Linked DNA regions of Homo sapiens: all the other regions are linked to region 1. Evidence: chromatin contacts called from ENCODE Hi-C data. All regions are on one chromosome and are shown on one strand. Each heading gives the region's core, a stretch centred on a gene start or an enhancer-like site at or near the end of the contact. The rest is flanking DNA. Distances are from core to core; before and after follow the strand shown.

The links. A loop is a pair of places that touch in the nucleus more often than their neighbours do. Pooled maps may share reads with other maps.
Region 2: a pooled map shows a loop between it and region 1 (4-fold over the local background). The contact joins the promoter of RAB3D here to the promoter of ZNF20 in region 1. A Hi-C loop is called at or near these places in 4 of 50 pooled maps.
Region 3: a pooled map shows a loop between it and region 1 (4-fold over the local background). The contact joins the promoter of TNPO2 here to the promoter of ZNF20 in region 1. A Hi-C loop is called at or near these places in 4 of 50 pooled maps.

What each region holds. Positions count from the first base shown.
Region 1 is chr19:12,138,427-12,142,528 of GRCh38, forward strand. It overlaps ZNF20 (zinc finger protein 20), which reads right to left and starts at 1,924. Exons shown (of 4, transcript NM_021143.4): 1 at 1,754-1,924. The coding sequence starts at 1,756. ZNF625-ZNF20 (ZNF625-ZNF20 readthrough (NMD candidate)) reads right to left here. Exons shown (of 8, transcript NR_037802.1): 5 at 1,754-1,899. It also overlaps the pseudogene RPL17P47. RefSeq lists a silencer at 1,501-1,710.
Region 2 is chr19:11,337,803-11,341,904 of GRCh38, forward strand. It overlaps RAB3D (RAB3D, member RAS oncogene family), which reads right to left and starts at 1,855. Exons shown (of 5, transcript NM_004283.4): 1 at 1,667-1,855. RefSeq lists a silencer at 1,638-1,897.
Region 3 is chr19:12,722,185-12,726,286 of GRCh38, forward strand. TNPO2 (transportin 2) reads right to left here and starts at 1,748. Exons shown (of 26, transcript NM_001382241.1): 1 at 1,585-1,748; 2 at 1,065-1,181. RefSeq lists enhancers at 1-281, 282-899, 698-847, 900-1,518, 1,519-2,135 and a silencer at 108-197.

The DNA of each region.
Region 1 (4,102 bases), core at 674-3,173:
CAAAGAGAGACTTTCTCTCAAAAAAAAAAAAAAAAAAGGAAACAACCCAAAGACATTCTGAGATGGTGTCTGTGCCTTACGAAGATAAGAGGAGAGGAACAGAGGTTTTTCACTGGAGTATCAAGTGGTTATTCTCTATTCTATGTGAAATGTTCAGAAACAGAACACAAATATTTTAAAAAAAGTTATCCATGACCTTGTGAAAAGATGATAAACCACTAAAATACTGCATCTATGTGAAAGAAAGGATGAAGAAATATACTCTACAATAAAGAAAGTTGATACAGGAGGCTGAGGCAGGAGAATCACTTGAACCCGGGAGGCAGAGGTTGCAATGAGCCAAGATCATGCCATTGCATTCCAGCCTGGGCAACAAGAGCGAAACTCCGTCTCAAAAAAAAAAGAAAGTTGATAATACTGTGAGTTGGAGAAGGGGAGTTAATGTTTGGAGATGCGGAAAAGTAATTGAAAATTTAAGATGTTACTGCAAACTGCTGAAGAGTTAGGGCGGGGTAGCAGGGTGGAGGATTTGAGACCCATACATTAGGAAAATGCAGGAGGAAGCCAGTCCCTATAGACAGTGTGAAAAAATTTAAAGCAGCAGCAATTAGACTGAAGTGTGTTTAGTGCTATAAGAAACTACCTAAGGACACCAAAATCAAACTCAAATTGAGGCAGGAAAATAGGGTCTGGACGCAGGGAACATAAGGCCTATTCAAACTTCAGCTATGAAAGGAAATACCTACTCCATAGGGCGTAAGCCAAGTAAATGATTTTATAACCTTACTTCATCCTCTCCTTTTACATAGAGTATACCCCAAGTAACCAATGGAATCCTCCAGGGGGTATTTAAACTCCCAAAAATTCTGTAACGGGGCCTTTGAGCCCCTGTGCTCAGCCCCGCTTGCACACTGTGGAGTGTTAAATCCCTTCATTCCTTCCTTGCTTTGTGCGTTTTGTCCAATTCTTTGTTCAAGACGCCAAGAACCTGGACCCCCTCCACCGTTAACAAAATGCAATTCTTCTTAAAACTTTCTGGTACCAAAACCACAAATCATGACTGGGCGTTTCTCACTCATGAATCGCTGTTTGCTCAAACTCTTTAAATTTTTTTTTTTTTTTGAGATGGAATCTCGCTCTGTCCCCTAGGTTGGAGTGCAGTGGCGTGATCTCGGCTCACTGCAACCTTCGTCTCCTGGGGTCATGCGATTCTCCTGCTTCAGCCTCCTGAGTAGCGGGGACTACAGGCGCATGCCACCATGCCCGGCTAATTTTTTGTATTTTTAGTAGAGACGGGGTTTCACTGTGTTAGCCTGGATGGTCTCGATCTCCTGACTTCGTGATCCGCAAGCCTCGGCCTCCCAAAGTGCTGGGATTACAAGCATGGTCCACCGCGCCCGGCCCAAACTCTTTAACAGAAAAAAAAATCCGCAGGATTCCCCCATGACCCTCCCGTGGTCCCCGCAAAATCTGAAGAGACGCGGGGCTGCAGGCGCGGAGCTGCCCAGAGAGGGCTCCAGGGTCGGGGCCCACAGTCGCCCGCGCAGGAACAGAACAGGAGGACGCCCGGGGTCCCGGCTGCCGGCCCAGCCGCACCCTGCGGCCGAGGGGACGCAGGGACGAGCTGAGACAGAGGGATTCGGGTCCCAGATCCAGGAGGCGCGGCGAGGAGGCCCAGATCCCACCACAGCCGCTTCCGGCCGGTTCCACCCAGCCCCTCCCCCGTCTGGGGACTCCGGCCCCATACACTCACCATTTCCCGGCTTCTGGGTGTCCCGGTGTCCTCTCTAGGGCTCCCGTGAATAGTGCGGGTCACGGTGCAGGCGGCAGAGCGACAGAAGTTGTGGCAGAGGGACCCGGGGCCTCTCGGAGTAGGAAATCTGGTATCCCGACAACAACCTGCATAGCAACAAAAGTAGAAGCTGGAATGGGCCTCCTCCTTCCGGACGGACCGTTGGCCGGGCTCCGCCCCGGCGCTTCTGATTGGACAAGGTACAAGGCCCCGCCCCCTCAGAACTGAGTGACGGCAGAAGCCCTGGGTAACGAGCCCTGCAAAGCCGGACTGATCGGTTCTAGCCACAGCTTCTCTCTAAGGGACAACTCCTTCCCTGAGCCCTGGTCATTGGATATTTTCTTTTCAGCCAAATTTGCTCCTGATTTTTACACAGGGCACTATCTTCTTCCTCATTCAATGGGCTGTCAGTGCTTCTTCGTCCTGCACAGGGTTGTAAGTGTGTGCAGGGAATTCCAGACTGAGTGTCCAATGGAGCGATGTGCTGACCTCAGAGCAGGAAGGGGAGCCCAGATCAGGCCAGGCACGACTGCACCAAGAAGGAGAGGCAGTTGTCCTTCAGGGGCCCGGAATTAGGGATGAGACATGGCCAAGGCTTTCACACATCTCACCCCACCTCACAGTGTGGAAACTCTCCCTCCTTCCAGACCTTCATCTTCATCGGCAGAAAACTCTCACTTGGTGATTTTAAGCTTCTGACCTAAATAAACTGTCAACTGCATAAGCCCCTTCTCCAGGAGAGGTCCCAAACAGTTATTTCCCTGAACTTGATCTTTACGGATTTTCTTCAGATATGCAAATTACAGTCTGACCCCAGGGACTCTATGCATGTCAAACCCAAAACACTGCTCCCGAAAACCGCCCCAGATTCCAGATGTACAGCCGCAGAAAGGACAGAACTCCTGAAGTGCACCTGCACGTGGGTCTCCTGCTTTCCAGGGCGCTGCAGCATGTCAGAACCCACACTCTTTCTGGATCTGCTCTGAGCAGCTGCAAGCCACCTGCAGGGGAGGGCGGCTGCCCAGGAAGCACCCAGAACTCCACTTCACTCCTTGGCAGGATCCATACTAGCCTCAGCGTCCCGTCCCTGGCGTCGGTCTCTGCTGCCCCCTGCAGGTTATTCACCTGCTTCTCACATCATTCATCAGTTTCCATGAGACAAACATCCTCAATCCCACTGCGAGAATAACACACGAGCAAAGCTCTCCTCCAGTGTGTATGTATAAAGTCGAGGAGGAAGTGTCCAAGATTATTTAACTGCATGAAAGTGAGGCAGTAGTGGCTGGGCGCTGTGGCTCAAGCCTGTAATCCCAGCACTTTGGGAGGGCGAGGTGGCTGGATCACCTGAGATCAGGAGTTGGAGACCAGCGTGACCAACATGGTGAAATCCCGTCTCTACTAAAAATACAAAAATTAGCCGGGTGTGGTAGAGCCCACCTGTAATCCCAGCTACTCGGGAGACTGAGGCAGAAGAATCGTTTGTATCAAAGAGGCTGAGGTTGCAGAGAGCCGAGATTGCACCACTGCACTACAGCCTGGGCAATAGAGCGAGACTCTGTCTCAAAACAAAACAAAAAAACACACAAATGTTTAGTCATGTTACTTATTTCTGGTTTCCAGCCTGACTTTATAACATTCCTGACTCTGGGACTCTCCAGCTCTCCAGAATTATGCTTTGAAGAAAAAACAAGATAGAGCACAGGGCCCACATGTCTCTTATAAACTGTGAACCAAAATATTACATAGCAGCCATCTGTCAGAACTGCTTCCAGGCTATTGTCCTCAGTCACAATCCTAAATCAAACTCACTTTCTTTAACAAATTTAATTTTTTTTCTTCAGTCCACATGAGTAATCTAAAAGAAACACATAGACAGAAGAATCTCTTTATTATCATCTTTCTACCAAGTCAACATCAAGCATTAAAAAAATGTAAAACAAAGTGAAAACCATCCTTCTCTGATTCATCGTAGACCCAGAATCTGCCAGTCACCAACACCTATCTTCATTTTCTCTATTACGGCCAACTTTTATCTAAGAGATATCATAGGGGCATATTTAATAGAGTTTGTCATTTTGTGTTTTATGAATTTTAGAGGTTTTTTTGTTTTGTTTTGTTTTGAACTTTTATTTGCATTTTCTTTTGGCTGAATTTGTTTGTCTCTTAAGTTTATGTTTCTTCTGGGGTATCTTTTTCTTCCGTGCATCCTCCTTTTCTGCTTTTGGAACAAGGTGTTTCTTTTCACTAAGCATCATCTGGATGTGGCAGGGGAGTTTGTGGATGGGTTCATCTGCCCATGAGTTCTGTAAG
Region 2 (4,102 bases), core at 605-3,104, 800 kb before region 1:
TGGGACTACAGACATGCCACCACATCAGGCTAATTTAAAAAAAATTTTTTTGTAGAGATGGGGTCTCATTATGTTGCCCATGCTGGTTTCAAACTCCTCTGCTCAAGCAATCCTCCTGCCTCAGCCTTCCAATGTGCTAGGATTACAGGCATGAGCCACCACGCCCGACCTAAAATGTGTTTCTTTATTCATTCAACAAATGCTTACTCTCTGCCGGGCCCTGTTCTCTGTGGAAATGCAGCTGTGAATAGGACAAGAAAAAGTCCATCCTCGGGTGGTCACGTTCCTTCCAGTGGGAAGGTATTAACACACGTAACGGTCATTAGACAGTGCCTGGTATAGAGCTGGGGCACAAAAAATGTGACTGCTGTTTAATCTTCACACCCTGTGGCGTAACTGAGTCTGTATTGGGGTGGAGGGTGGGGAGACCTTTCCTATCTGGAAACCCAGAGGCCTAGCAAAGGGTTCAAGTGCAAGGCCGAGGGTAAGGGGCTCTGGCCCCTGCAGAACTAGATTCTGGAGAAGGCACAGGTGTGGACTTCGCCCCAGCGTGTGCAGCCGGTGTGGCCCAGGTGTAAGCTGGGGTGGGGTGGGGGGAGGACCTGCCAGCTGGATAAGCTGGATAGAGCCCCTGATTAAGGCTTGGGTGTTGACTTTGGCAGGTGTCAGCCACTGGGGCGCCTGCCGCCCACCAACTCATGCCAAATACAACCCCTTCTCTGAGTTCCAAGGGGAAGGGGTTTTCTATGTACAGGGCCCAGGTTTAGAGTCCAGTTCTACCCCCTAAATGGGTACTGCTATTTTCTATTTGTCAAAGGGGCCAGGCCTGTCTCCTTCTGCCCAAGGCTGACTCACTCCAGCCCCAGTCCACGGAGGCAGGAGTGAGAGTCCTTATACCCAAGGAAACGATCCCAGCCACTTAATTAACACAACCCCACCACCACGACCACTGCCGCCCACCCTTGGTCTTTCCAGGCAATCTGTCCCACGGCTAGGCTCCTTGAATCTGCCCACACTCCAACATGCTGCTTCATCCGAGTCCAAGGTGCTCCCTCAACCCTCATAACCTCTCCCAGGCCTCAGTTTCCCCAGCTGTCTATGGCCGCTGCGGGAACCGCACGGAGAGGCTGCAGAAGGCCTGGATGCAGGCGGGGCAGAGGCAGAGACAGCCCTGGCACAGCTATTTCTCAACTGCCTTTGGGGCTTTTTTCCATTTTAAACCAGGACCCAACCGGCCCCACCCCGTGTTCCAGGAGAACGAGTTTAAGGAGGGGAAGAGAAGAGGCAGGAAACCTTTCCCCACGCAGGGCAGGGCCGCAAGGCTGGGGCCCCCACCTCCCCCAGCCTTAGCTCACCTGTGTCAGTCGGTCCCGCCTCTTTCTAACCATCTGCCGACCCTCCCTCAAGCCTGGCCCCGGAGGGCTCGCCTCTGTTCCCCTTCACTAGATTTGGGGCGCCCCAGCCAATGCAGGTGGACTCAGGAGTTTCCCCCATCACCATATGGTCCCAACGCCTGTCCCCAGCTGGGCTCTCTGCCCCGCCCGCGCCCCATCAGCGCTTCCCAAGTGCCCAGCTGGGTGGGGGCGAGGGCAGAGGCGTTCCCCGCAGCCCCGCCTTTGTTCCCCAGACCCCCTACCTTCCTCCCAAACCCCCGTACCCCACAGACCTGCTCGGATGCGGAGGGGCCGGGTGGGCTGCGCTCCTTCCCAGGGGTGACCTCGCGTAGGGGGCGCCGCCTGCAGGGGTTCCGCCTGTGAACTCGCTGCGGCTTGGCCCTGGCCGCGACCCCGACCCCGCAGCCGCAGAAGCCAGCAGCCTGCAGCCACCCGGATCCCGCGCGGGCTCCGCCCAGAAGGCGGAGGAAGGGCCGTTCCCGGAGCGGGGGATGGGGGAGGACGAAGAGGGGCCGAGTCTTGGGCGGGGCTTTCAGAGAGCGGGTGGGAGGGGCTGGAAGCTGCACCAAGCGTCTAGAGCCCGTCCTAGCCAAGCAACATCTCATTTTCCCAGCTGCTTGTAAAGAGCTTCTACTATACGCACGGCTGTTAAAAGCATAGAGTCTTGGGCCTGGTTCGAGTCCCAGCTCCACCACTTTCTAGTCTTGTGGCTTTGGACGCGTTACTTAACCTCTTTGAGCCTCAGTTTCCCCATCCGTCAAGTAGCTCATAGCGAGAGTACCCAACCTCACAGAGTTGTGGGAGGATTCTGATCTGAGTTAGTGTTTGTCAAGTGCAGTGCCGGCCTTAAAGTAGGCTAGGCCAGGCGCGGTGGCCTGTAATTACAGCAGTTTGGGAGGCCGAGGCAGGAGAATCACTTGAGGCCAGGAGTTTGAGACCAGCTTGGGCATCGTAAGGAGACCTCATCTCTACTAAAAATAACAAAAATTAGCCAGGTGTGGTGGCGTGCGTCTGTAACCCCAGCTACTTGGGAGGCTGAGGCAGGAGGATTGCTGGAGACATCGAGGCTGCAGTGAGCCTTGATTGCACCACAGCACTCCAGCCTGGGCAACAGAGCAAGACCCTGTTTCAAATAAATAAAAATAAACGAGAGCTGGGCGCGGTGGCTTATGCCTGTAATCCCAGTACTTTGGGAGGCCAAGGCAGGCGGATCACTTGAGGTCAGGAATTTAAGACCAGCCTGGCCAACATGGTGAAACCTCATCTCTACTAAAAAAAAAAAAAAAAAAATACAAATATTAGGGGCTGGGCACGGTGGCTCACACCTGTAATCTCAGCACTTTGGGAGGCCGAGGTGGGCAGATCACCTGAGGTCGGGAGTTCGAGACTAGCCTGGCCAACGTGAAGAAACCCTGTCTCTACTAAAAAATACAAAATTAGCCAGGCGTGGTGACGCATGCCTGTAATCCCAGTTACTCTGGAAGCTGAGGCAGGAGAATTGCTTGAACCCGGAAGGCGGAGGTTGCAGTGAGCCGAGATCACGCCACTGCACTCCAGCCTGGGCAAAAAGAGCGAAACTCTGTCTCAAATAAATAAATAAATATACAAAAATTAGCCGAGCATGGTGGTGCACACCTGTAATCCCAACTACTTGGGAGGCTGAGGCAGGAGAATCGCTTGAACCCAGGAGGTGGAGGTTGCAGTGAGCCGAGATCGCGCCACTGCACTCCAGCCTAGACGATGGAGTGAGACTCTGTCTCAAAAAAAAAAAAAAAAAAATTAAAAAATAAATGAGGCTGGGCACAGTGTCTGATGCCTGTAATCCCAGCCCTTTGGGAGGCTGAGGCAGGAGGATTCCTTGAGCTCAGGAGTTCAAGGCCAGCCTAGGCAACATAGAGATCCCAACTCTACAAAAAATTTTTTTGAAAATTAGCTGGCCACAAAAAAAAAAAAAAAAAAAAAAAGAAAAAGAAAAAAAGAAAAAAGAAAAAAAAATTAGCTGACCATGGGGGCACATACATGTAGTCTTAGCTACTCCGGAGGCTGAGGCAGGGGGATTGCTTGAGCCTGGGAGAGAGAGAGGCTTCAGTAGGTTATGACTGTGCCACTGCACTCCAGCCTAGGTGACAGGGCAAGACTTTATCTCTAAATAAAGAAAGTTAAAGTGGGTTGGATCCCTTTGTGAAATACCCAGGTTTTGCTGGTGTTGGAATCCCAGCAATTCCACCTTACTCAATTTGCTGAACTTCTCTGAGCCCCCACTGCCTCGTGGGAACAAAAGTAGCTGCCTCAAGAGCTGCCACGTGGATGAATGAGGATGAAGTGCATTAGTTAGGAAGGGCTGGGTTATGCTTAGTAACAAGCACTCCCAAAGACTTCACGGCCCCAACAGCTAAGGTTTGGTTCCCATGATGGTTGTTTTGTGAAGTGAAAATGCAGCAAATTATGTACTGTTTTGTAATACTTCTCCTTGGAAGGGACACATGCCACCTCTGCTCACATTTCATTGGCCAAAGCAAGTCACATGGCCACCCCCAATGTCAGTAGGGTGGGAAATATGATTGTCCTCTAGGATCAGAACCATCTGGGCCTGGTGGCTGGCGCCCGTAGTCCGAGCTACTTTGGAGGCTGAGGTGGGAGGATTGCTTGAGTCCAGGAGTTGGAGGCTGCAATGAGCTATCATCACGCCACTTCACTCCAGCTTGGGT
Region 3 (4,102 bases), core at 498-2,997, 580 kb after region 1:
CCCCCAATCAGATCCCCTCCAGCCCGACCCCAGCAGTCCCACTGGCCCTCTTCTTGAGGAGCCCCGACATGGCCTGGCTCCGAGGCCCCACCCCCTAAGCTCTGCTCGGTTCCCCCCTCCCCCGCCCGGCCCGTTCTAGCTGCCAGGAGGATCGGGCCCAACCGGCTTCCCGGCCTTTCCCGGTCGGGCGCGGCCCCGACGCCCGGGCCGCGCGCGGCGCAGGCTCGGTGCCCGGCGGGGGTCGACGCAAGCCGGGGCCAAGAGGGTCGGGCTCTGAGTGAGGCCCACTTACCCGGCCCCGGGCAGCAGCGGCGGCAACTCGCGCTGCGGCTTCTCCAGAGACTCGCGCGGAAGGAGGGAGCCAAAGAGAGAGAATTAAAAAAAAAAAAAAAAAAAAAAAAGAAAGAAAGAAAAAAAAAAAAGAAAAACGCGGCCGTAGGTGAGCCGCCGCGGCTCCCGTACTCCGTTCAAACTGGTCCCGCCGAGCCAATCGGAAGGTTCAACCTTCACACGTGCCCTGGCACTTGGGAAACCCGGGCTGAGACAAGGTCCGGTCACGTGACCAAAGAGTTGCCGTTTCTTTGGCCTCTCTAGCCAGCCGGTCCTCCCAGTGTCTCGTTTTCCCAGCATCTTTCACTGACCTGACCGCAAGCTCTTTAGCTGGAGCCAGGAGTTTGGTAGCGCGTGGGGACTTTGTGTGTGATGGATCCAGGAACCCCTCGGCCAGAGCCAGCACCCTCCTTGTCACCTTCCTCCACTAAAAATTGAAATGTGCCTCCCTTCCCCCATCCAGAGGTACTTGGGAGGAGTACGCTGTGTGTGCGCAAGGAAAGAGCTGAGCGTGCTCTTTATACCCCAGAGACAAAGGAAAGAAAGCAGGACAAAGTAAGTGCCTGAGACAAGCCGGGTTCCTACAGAAGCCTCTGCCACTTTTTGCATTATTTTCCAGTACTGTTTGATAGTTTTTACAAGGAGATGAAAAAGCCACAAGGATATAAATTTTTGAATAAAACGAAATGAACTAATAAAATAAACTTTGAACCACGCCTAATCCCTTTCCCTACCTGAAGTTGAATGAGGTGGAACAGCGCAGGAAATTCTGGCAAGGGCAGGGTCATGAAGAAAGAAATCTTCTTGATCCTTGCGACGTCTGAAGACAGTAGGGCACCGTTTTTCCTTCTCTTGAGAGAGGAGCAGATGGTAAAAAGCTGGAGACCCTGTAGCGTCTTGGTTTCCCCTCCCTGCCCTGCCGATAACAAAGTGGGAGACCTCCTGCCACTTGAAGCCTCAGTTTCCCCACTTGTCAAATGGGTATAAGAGCAGTTCGCGCGATTAGAGATCATCCAAGTTAAGCATGACCTGGCCAGCTCTGAATTGTTCCTTAAAAACGTGGCTTTACCCTCCAAGGCTCAAGGCTGTTCTTTTACTGTATTCAGCCCCTCCCTAAGCCGATATTTAATGAATTCACCAGCTCTAATCCCAAAGAACAACCCACCCTGCCCTGAGGAACTTTTTGACCCTCGAGAGAGGCAGAGGTCAATTTTTGCCCCTGCCTGAAGGAGGGGAACAGCTATCTCAACCCACTTGCCGTAGGCAAAGTCAGTCCCGGCTCCGTTCATTCATGAAAATCAAGTCCCGGGCCTCCAAGGTTAGGGAAGTGTCGGCAGGCGCCTAACTCCACTCGGAGAATCGCGGAAGACACCCTAAAGGAGCAGTTGGGATTCCGAGGTAGCCAGTTCCGCTGGACTGAAACCTGGGCTGAGAAACACGTGCAGAAAGCCGCCACCAAGGCATGCGTAAAGGCCTCCCTCTCCCCCACCCTCCGATAAGCCCTGGAACTACAAATCCCGTCCTGCCATGCGCCAGGGTCGCCGCGCTTTGGGGTTTTGGCTGAGACTCAAATTGGCAGGAGGGTCTCTAGACCAACCGAGGTGCATGGGGAGCAGAAGAGTGAGACTGGGGAGCTGGGGCTGGATTTGGGGGTTCCTGGAGCGAGTGTGAACGATAAGAGCTTTCTGGTCAAATTTGGGGGCTGCCCCAGATAAAGATCAGATGGGGAGCGAGTTTGGGATGCAGGAGACAATTTGTTAAGGTTCACCCCCTTCATATAATATGGCAAATTTTCAGCGGCCCTCCGCAAGCCTTGGGGCAGAACAAAGTAGCCCCTGCTGCATGTGTGGTCCACATTGTTGGCCCTTGTGTGGTCACGGAATTTTTTCTTCCTCTCCAGCTGGTGAATTTGAGTGTTGAATCAGGACAAGGTTTTGGGTTTTTGTTGTTTTGTTGTTTTTGTTTTTCTATTTCTTTGTTTTGTTTTGTTTTGTTTTTGAGACGGAGTCTCGCTCTGTTACAAGGCTGAAGTGCAGTGGCGCGATCTCAGCTCATTGTAACCTCCGCCTCCCGGGTTCAAGCGATTCTCCTGCCTCAGCCTCCCGAGTAGCTGGGATTACAGGCATGCGCCACCACGCCCGGCTAATTTTTTTTAATAGAGATGGGGTTTCACAATGTTGACCAGGATGGTCTTGATTTCTTGACCTCATGATCTGCCTGCCTTGGCCTCCCAAAGTGTTGGGATTACAGGCGTGAGCCACCGCGCCTGGCTTTTTTTGTTTTTTTGTTTTTTGAGATGGTGTCTTGCTCTCATTGTCCCGGCTGAAGTGCAATGGCTCAATCTCGGCTCACTGCAACCTCCGCCCCCGGATTCAAGCGATTCTCCTGCCTCAGCCTTCCGAGTAGCTGGAATTACAGGCGCCTGCCACCACGCCAGGCTAATTTTTTGCATTTTTAATAGAGATGGGGTTTTGCCATGTTGGCCAGGCTGGTCTTGAACTCCTGACCTCAGGTGATCCACCTGCCTCGACCTCCCAAAGTGCTGGGATTACTGTGCCCGGCCCAGTTTTCCTATTTCTTTCTTTCTTTCTTTTTTTTTTTTTTTTTTTTTTTTTTTTTTTTTTTTTGAGACACTGTCTTGCCCTGTCGCCCAGGCTGGAGTGCAATGGTGGGATCTCAGCTCATTGCAACCTCCGCCTCCGGGATTCAAGCTATTCTGCCTCAGCCTCCCGAGTACCTGGGACTACAGGCACCCGCCACCACACCCAGCTAATTTTTGTATTTTTAGTAGAAACAGGGTTTCACCATATTGGCGAGGCTGATCTTGAACTCCTGACCTTGTGATCTGCCCGCCTTGGCCTCCCAAAAAGTGCTGGGATTACAGGTGTGAGCCACCGTGCCTGGCCTTTTTTCCTTTTTTTTTTTTTTTTTTATTTTGAGGTGGAGTTTTGCTCTTGTTGCCCAGGCTGGAGTGCAATGGTGCAATTTCGGCTCACCACAACCTCTGCCTCCCGGGTTCAAGTGATTCTCCTGCCTCAGCCTCGCGAGTAGCTGGGATTACAGGCATGTGCTACCACGCCCTGCTAATTTTGTATTTTTAGTAGAGACCGGGTTTCTCCATGTTGGTCAGGCTGGTCTCGAATTCCCGACCTCAGGTGATCCACCTGCCTTGGCCTCCCCAAGTGCTGGTATTACAGGCATGAGCCACCATGCCTGGCCTTTTTTCCTATTTCTTAAGCACCTACTGCATGTCAAGTGGTTTCCAAATGTTATCTCATTAATACCGGATGTGGTGGCTCATGCCTGTAATCTCAGCACTTTGGGAGGCCGAGGGCAGATCACGAGGTCAGGAGATTGAGACCATCTTCTGGCTAACACAGTGAAACCCTGTCTCTACTAAAAATACAAAAAAATTAGCCAGGAGTGGTGGCCTGCGCTTATAATCCCAGCTACTCAGGAGGCTGAGGCAGGAGAATCGCTTGAACACGGGAGGCGGAGGTTGCAGTGAGCCAAGATCACACCACTTCACTCCAGCCTGGGCGACAGAGCGAGACTCTGTCTCAAAAAAAAAAAAAAAAAAAAAAAAGGCCAAATGTTATCTCATGCAAATCTCACAACAGCCCTATGCCTGGCAAACTTACCCTAGTTCAATTAGAAGCTCTCTGTGCCAAAAGAAACTCACAGAATTGGTGTCCAACCAGCCGGGCGCGGTGGCTCACGTTCATGCCTGTAATCCCAGCATTTTGGGAGGCCGAGGCGGGCAGATCACAAG